Regions from separate parts of the Homo sapiens genome. Here all the other regions are linked to region 3. A link is a loop called in an ENCODE intact Hi-C map of the cell type or tissue named here. Cell type or tissue: PC-3. All regions are shown on one strand.

Region 1 (2,500 bases), 87 kb before region 3:
CCTTGAAGAGCACAATGAGGAGTTGGATTGCCCCAAACCTTGTTCTTGTCTTTGACATTAGTGTAAATGTGAAGAATTCCCATTTGGTAAGAGAGATTAGAGGCTTGTGACAAAGGACCCCGGTTCCCACTCTTTTCCATTTCTTGGTCATCATCGAACCCCTCCTCCCTCAGCTCAGCCTCACAAAGCATTCTGAGTTTCTGTCCCTCCTACGTTATTGGTTACACGCAGTCCCCAACATACATTCATCTTTGCACCATATTTCTTTTTTAAAATGGTTATTTTATTTTAGTTTATTTTTTTCAGTTCTGGGGTACATGTGCAGCATGTGCAGGTTTGTTACATAGGTAAACGTTGCACCATGTTTCTTATGCACGAATAACCTTGCAGGAATGGCCTCCTGGAGATGACCAGGCAAGTGACTTCCTTCCCCCTTCCCCCTTCCCCCAATCCCAGCTCCCATGGCATTCCTTCCCTTTTCTCTCTCTTAATCTTCTCTGAGCTGATGTGAAGACTGCTCACCTCTGCCCCATGGGCATGGTTTTTATCTCACCGTGGGGTAGCTTGGCAAGAGGGGAAGGAGAGGGAACTGGAGAGAGTAAACATCAAGGGCTGTCCTCTGCCTCTGCCTCCCACGCCAGACCTTGTCTTCCTGCCCCCTCAGACCTCCACTTCCTCACCATGGGTGATAGATGGACCCCTCTGGTAACCTTGGCTTTCAGCTTTCTCTCAAATATCCAGGTCTGCCACTTCAGAATACAAGAGGGAAGCCACAAAGTTCCTGCCCTCACAGCACTTACAGTTTGTGGGATACAGACTGACAAAGGTTTGCAATGTAGAGGGATGATGAAGTGTGAAAGGGGCCATTGCTAGGACATCTGTGTGTGGATTTCATCTTTCTCTATGATATTTCAGTGAAAACAGAACGAGGTGCAGAGGAGAGCCTCGTAATCCCAGGTCGGCCTCCCTTTAATTATCGTAGATGAATTAGAACCCTTTTAAAAGAAAGCTTGCTTTGAGGATAGAAAAGTAACAGGAAAGCTCTGTGATTATCATTTGTTCCTTAATGGAAAGATAGCAAAAGTTTTCACAGCTACAGACAGCCAAGCCCTGGGGCCACTGAGACGCAAGGATAGCAGGGGTACACCCCAGAGTTAAGCAGAGACCCTGTTCTCAGCCTTTCTCGTGATGACAATTTATGCTCCCGGGTTTTGGTTGCTAAAGGATCAAATACACTTTAGATCTAGAAGTGAATGAAGAAGTGTGTCTGTAAAAGAACACTACTGCCACCTCAACAACAAAAAAACCATTTTCCTCCCAGCCTAACATAGGTAGGTCCTGCCGTGGTCTTGGTGGTCGACCACTGGGGGGCAGAAGAGGATAAAAGTTTTCCCTAGAAGGTGCCTTGTCGACGGGAATCATTGGTCTCCCTGGCGCTTTTCCAATTCTCTCTCTGTGATCTCGTTCAGGCTAACTCTCTCAGAGGTTTTAGAGGAAATTACAGTTTGATCTTCCGGGCAGGAAGGTTATGTAGAGCACTGGTCCTCAAAATGTCCTCAGATTCCTGGGGATCACTGAGACCCTTTCAGGAGGTCCTGGAAGTCAAATTATTTTCAGAATAATAACAAGATATTGTCTTTTTTCCCTGGGTTGATACCTGCACCAATAGTGCAAAACTGATGGTTAAATCTGCTGGTAGCTTAGCACAAATCAAGGTACTGGCACAAAACTCTTCTAACAGTCATTGTATTCTTCACTATCACACACACGCAGTTAAAAAAAAAAAAGCCAGTTTCACCTAGGAATGGCCTTGATCAAGTGGTAAAAGTTATTGATTTTATCAAATCTTGACCCTTGCTTGGATTTATTTCCTTTTACTATTCAATGTGACAGAATGGGAGTACACACAGAACAGTTTTGCTGCATACTGAAGTAGGATAGTTATTCTGAGGAAAAACACTTCTGCAACATATACAAGATTCCTCCCTTTTTGGGGAACATCAATTTTACTTTAAAAAAAAAAAACTAAAAAAGTGACTGACAGAGAAATTATGGTTTTTCAGACTTCAGTATTTGGCTGATGTTTTCTCAAAAATAAAGTGAGCTTATCCCTTTAAGGAAAACAAGTAACTACAGTATGTGTGTTAATGACAAAATGTGAGCTTTCAAGCAAAACTTGGAAATCTAGAAAACTTGTATCTACCACAGTGAGCTTCACAAGTTCATATCTGAAGACTTTTCTGATCAATCTGATGGTGATATTAATAAATTTGATATTTTTTGTATTGTATAATGAAATGTGTCAAAATGGTGATGATTTGCATAACTCACTGAATGACTATTTTACCCTACACATAGTAAATTAAAAGATCTATTCAAAGTGTAAGACAATAAATGGATTTTAATATAACAGAGTACAAAAAGTTCATTGATATGGTTTCAGATTCCATATTACTACTAATCTTTCAAAAACTAACATTTTGGTAATTTGTTTTTTTTT
Region 2 (2,500 bases), 67 kb before region 3:
TTCCTTCCTTTCTTTCTTCTTTTTTTTTTTTGATGGAGTTTTACTCTTGTTGCCCAGGCTGGAGTGCAATGGCACGATCTTGGCTCACCACAACCTCTACCCACTCCAGGTTCAAGCAATTCTCCTGCCCCAGCCTCCTGAGTAGCTGGGACTATAGGCGTGTGCCACCACGCCTGGCTAATTTTGTATTTTTAGTAGAGATGGGGTTTCTCCATGTTGGTCAGGCTGGTCTCGAACTGACCTCAGGTGATCCTCCCGCCTCAGCCTCCCAAAGTACTGGGATTACAGGCGTGAGCCACCACGCGCAGCTCTTTCTTTCTTTCTTTCTTTCTTTCTTTCTTTCTTTCTTTCTTTCTTTCTTTTCTTTTCTTTCTTTTTCTTTTGGATAAATTTGTCAATCTATTCAGGTTCATTGTAAATAGGGATTAATGATTTAAGAAATCATTGCTTTGTTTCCCTTCAAGAAGCTGTATAAAAAGATTCAGGACCACTTAGTCATTTTTAAATGTGTATGGTCTACACAAGTGTGGGTAATTGGGCATGAAGAGATTAATTATGGTGCTTAAACAATGTATTCACCTTGTCATATGTTTTTGTAAAATTTGTAAAAGTAAAACCAGGATCCCTTTCTATACTGACTTCCCCTCCATCAGCATCCATCCATATCATGTGGCATTTAGTGGCCCAGGGAATTTTGGGATGTGGCTAAAGGGATTTTAAATTAAGGATATATTCAGTTTGGGTTTAGTATATTTATGATATAATAAAAAATACAGTCATGAATTGATTAATGAGGATATGATGTTCTCAGAAATGCATCAGTAGGCAATTTCTTCATTGTATGAACATTATACAGTGGTGTACTTTACAAACCTAGATGGTATAGTCTATTGCTCCTAGGCTACAAACCTGTACAGCATGTTACCATATTGAATACTCCAGGTGACTGTAACATAATGGTAAGTATTTGTGTATGTAAACATATCCAAACAGAAAAGGTACAGTAAAAAATGTGGTATAACAGATAAAAAATGATACATCTTGATAGGGCACTTACCATGAATGGGGCTTGCAGGACTAGAAGTTGCTCTGGGTGAGTCAGTGAGTGAGTGGTGAGTGAGTGTGAAGGCCTAGGGCATTACTGTACACCACTGTAGACTTTCTAAACACTGTACACATAGGCTACACTAAATTAATAAAATAATACTTTTCTTTCTTCAACAATAAATTAACCTTTGCTTACTGTAACTTTTCCACATTATAATTCTTTTAATTTTTAAAACTTTATGAGCCTTTGTAATAACACTTAGCTTAAAAGACACATTGTATAGTTGTATGAAAATATTTTCTTTCTTTATGTCCTTATTCTATGTGCTTTTTTTGTACTTTTTTTTAACTTTTTAAACTTTTTTGTTAAAAACTAAGACATCAACACATGTTAGCCTAGGCCTACGAATGGTCAGGAGCATCAAAACCACTGTTTTTTGCCTCCACATCTTGTCCAACTGGAAAATCTTTAGGGTCAATACATGCTTGAAATTGTCATTTCCTCTGGTAATAATACTTTCTCTGGAATACCTTGGAAGGACCTGCTTGTTTTACAGTTAACTTGTTTTTAAACAAATAGAAGGAGTACACTGTAAAGTTATGATAAAGAGTACAGTACAGCAAGTACAGAAAATAATATCTGTACAGTACAGCAAGTACAGAAAATAAAAATGAAAATTATTATCATTATCAAGTATTACGTACTATACGTGATGGCATGTGCTATACTTTCGCATGACTGGCAATGCAGTAGGTTAGTTTACACCAGGATCACCACACCCATGTGAGTAATGCATTGCTCTATGACATTATGATGGCTATGACGTCAATAGGAATTTTCCAGCTTCATTACAATCTTTTTTTTTTTTTTTTTTTTTTTTTTTCTGAGAGTCTTGCTCTGCTGCCCAAGCTGGAGTGCAGTGGTATGATCTGGGCTCACTGCAAACTCCACCTCCTGGGTTCAAGCAATTCTCCTGCCTCAGCCTCCCAAGTAGCTGGAATTGCAAGCATGTGCCACCAAGCCTAACTAATTTTTGTATTTTTAGTAGAGATGGGGATTCACCATGTTGGCCATGGTTGGTCAGGCTGGTCTCAAACTCCTGACCTCAATTGATCTGCCTGCCTCAGCCTCCCAAAGTGCTGGGATTACAGGCGTGAGACACTGCACCCAGCTAGCTTCATTATAATCTTATGGAACCACTGTTGCGAATGCAGTCCTTCCTAGACTGATATGTTGTTATGCAGCACATGACTGTATATATTTGCTTTCAGCTCCTGGTTCCTGGCACACAGCTCCTAACACCATTGGAATCTCTGGAGTGAAAAGAGTGTCTTTTGTAAGTGAATGAGATGACTGAAGGTCGGGGGCCTGTAGATAGCCCCTTCTCCTATACCTCGACCTATACATCTCTTCCATGTTTCTTTCATCTGTATGCTTTGTAACATTCTTTAT
Region 3 (2,500 bases):
TAGCCCATTGTAATTACAGTTTAAGTCTCATAATAGCCTTTCATGGGAGCCTGCTCATTGTTATAACTTCTTTTTCTGTAATAGAAAAATGTAGTACAGCTTCCAATCTATTTATAAACCTTTGCACAGTTGCACTTGTAAGTTGCTGGCTGCATCGCCCTGCCTCTTTTTACTTAGATAAAAGCTATGACTCCACCTAGTTTAACTCTCCATATCTAGACTGTCTCTCCTCCATCTTCTCTCTCCTTGTTTCATAATTCAGCCTCAGAATAAGAATTGGGTTGCAGAATAAGGCTTCACAAAATAACTGAAATAAGATACAATCCAAGCCTGTTATTTCCTTAATTTGTGGGCAGAACAGCTTGTAAAGTTTGGATTGATTTTTATCTGAATATTATGAAAACGGCTTTTTTTTTTTTTTTTTTTTGAGATGGAGTCTCTCTCTGTCGCCCAGGCTGGAGTGCAGTGGTGCGATCTCGGCTCACTGCAAGCTCCGCCTGCCAGATTCACGCCATTCTCCTGCCTCAGCCTCCCGAGTAGCTGGGACTACAGGCGCCCACCACCACGCCTGGCTAATTTTTTGTATTTTTAGTAGAGACGGGGTTTCACCGTGTTAGCCAGGATGGTCTCAGTCTCCTGACCTCGTGATCCGCCTGCCTCGGCCTCCCAAAGTGCTGGGATTACAGGTGTGAGCTGCCGGGCCCAGCCAAATGGCTGTTCTTTAGACCTATAGCAGATTGCCTTTTTACTTGGTGTTCAGAAGTACATTAAGAAGAAATGCGACTTCTGGCAATGCAGGGGTGAGGAAGAGGTGTTCTACTTATTTTAGAGATGAGGAAGCTGAAAGACAGTTTGCATAGTTTCCACAAAGCCCCCGAGGGAGGGCTGAGGTTGAGTCCTAGAGCTTGGCGCTTTCTGCAGCCCCTCATTCCTTGAGCTCTGGGAGAAAGTCCTGATGGCCCTTAAGCCATGAGCACACTGGTGAGTGTGTGAGTCCCTCCTGTAGCTGCTTCCTTACACTTAGTTGTGAATTTCTGAGCTGGAGAAACCTGAGATTTTGACACATCCAAGTTACATTCATTTCCTTTTACTCTAAATGTTTTTTTCCCTTTCTTAAACTAATAGACAGTGATACAGTTTTCTTCACAGCCATCTATTTTACCATGATCCATCCTGGGTTTTTTTTTTTTTTTTTTCTGCCTTGAGTTTTATATCACTTTTCTGTTTAAGTTAAGCTTGTCACTTTCTTGTTTAAATAAAGTTGAGTCATGCCTAATTTTCTATTTTTATCAAACTGGAATTTCTTAGCCAAGTCATCAAGGCCCTATACTAAATCTTGAGTCATAACTTCATTCCTACTATGTTCTAATCAGATTTTCCACTTGAACCTACACTGTCTGTCCTGCCAACCCTCAGCTTGCTGCTTTCCCAAGGATCTGCAGGCAGCACTCCAGTACTGTTCAAAAGCTAATGCCGCTGCTGCTACTCTCATTTCTTACCTGTGCTGTTTTTCAACATGCTGTAATAGTCATCTCGATAATCTTCCCTGCTTGCTTCTACCATTAAACCCAGTTTATAAAGTATGACTCGAATTATACTTGAAGTCTGTGCTGATTAACCCCAGACATGTGGTGACCCCTAATCTAGTGCTCATGATCTCCGTACTTGGATCCCATTGAAGGGGTCGTGGAGAGTAGCAGTTAAGATTCTCCAGCTAGATGTCCTAGGTTCGGTTCCCACCTTTGCCACTCACTGCCTATGCGACTTCAGGTGCTTTAGTCTACTGTGCCTCAGCTTTATCTGCAAACGGGTTAAAAAATTGTCCCTGGCCAGAGTGGTGGCTCATACCTGTAATCCCAGCATTTTGGGAGGCCTAGGTGGGAAGATCACTTGAGCCCAGGAGTTCGAGACCGAGACCAACCTGGGCAACGCAGGGAGACCCCTCCCCCCAACCCACCCTACCAAAAAATAAAGTAGGCAGGTGTGATGCATGCTTGTGGCTGCGGCTACTCAAAAGGCTGAAATAGGAGGATCACTTGAGCCTGGGAAGTCGAGCTTTCAGTGAGCCGAGATGGCACCACTGCTCTCCAGCTTGGGTGACAGAGCAAAACCCTGTCTCAACAACAGCAACAAAAAAAAGTCCCTGCTACCTAGGGTTGTTGTGCAAATTAAGAGTTGTTGGCCGGGCGGGGTGGCTCACGCCTGTTATCCCAGCACTTTGGGAGGCCGAGGCAGGTGGATCACGAGGTCAGGAGATCAGGACCATCCTGGCTAACATGGTGAAACCCTGTCTCTACTAAAAAATACAAAAAATTAGTCAGGCGTGGTGGTGGGTGCCTGTAGTCCCAGCTACTCAGGAGGCTGAGGCAAGAGAATGGCGTGAACCTGGGAGGTGGAGCTTGCAGTGAGCTGTGATCGTGCCACTGCACTCCAGCCTGGGCGACAGAGCGAGACTCCGTTTCAAAAAAAAAAAAAAAAAAAAAGGTTGTTAAATGTAAAG

Evidence for each region. Peaks named below come from ENCODE experiments on the same cell type or tissue, not always from the same donor. Only the 100,000 strongest peaks of a DNase experiment are listed, where the experiment ranks them.
Region 1: a loop joins it to region 3, with 6 times the contacts of the local background. A loop is called at or near these places in 12 of 110 quality-filtered maps.
Region 2: it touches region 3 in a loop (2.3-fold over the local background); 3 of 110 quality-filtered maps call a loop at or near these places.

Annotation. Positions count from the first base shown.
Region 1 is chr14:52,130,765-52,133,264 of GRCh38, reverse strand. No RefSeq gene overlaps it. Among named protein-coding and RNA genes, the nearest start is that of LINC02319, 6.5 kb to the right of the region's middle. In PC-3, a CTCF peak has its summit at 1,366 (motif pointing right); a DNase peak (open chromatin) is centred at 1,414.
Region 2 is chr14:52,111,141-52,113,640 of GRCh38, reverse strand. LINC02319 (long intergenic non-protein coding RNA 2319) reads left to right here. Exons shown (of 3, transcript NR_187197.1): 3 at 2,320-2,500. Among named protein-coding and RNA genes, the nearest start is that of LINC02319, 13 kb to the left of the region's middle. In PC-3, no CTCF peak of the experiment used is centred here; DNase peaks (open chromatin) are centred at 1,080 and 1,830; H3K27ac peaks cover 2,162 bases.
Region 3 is chr14:52,044,250-52,046,749 of GRCh38, reverse strand. The region is part of intron 5 of NID2 (nidogen 2); the gene reads left to right. Among named protein-coding and RNA genes, the nearest start is that of NID2, 24 kb to the left of the region's middle. In PC-3, no CTCF peak of the experiment used is centred here; a DNase peak (open chromatin) is centred at 1,359; H3K27ac peaks cover 1,520 bases.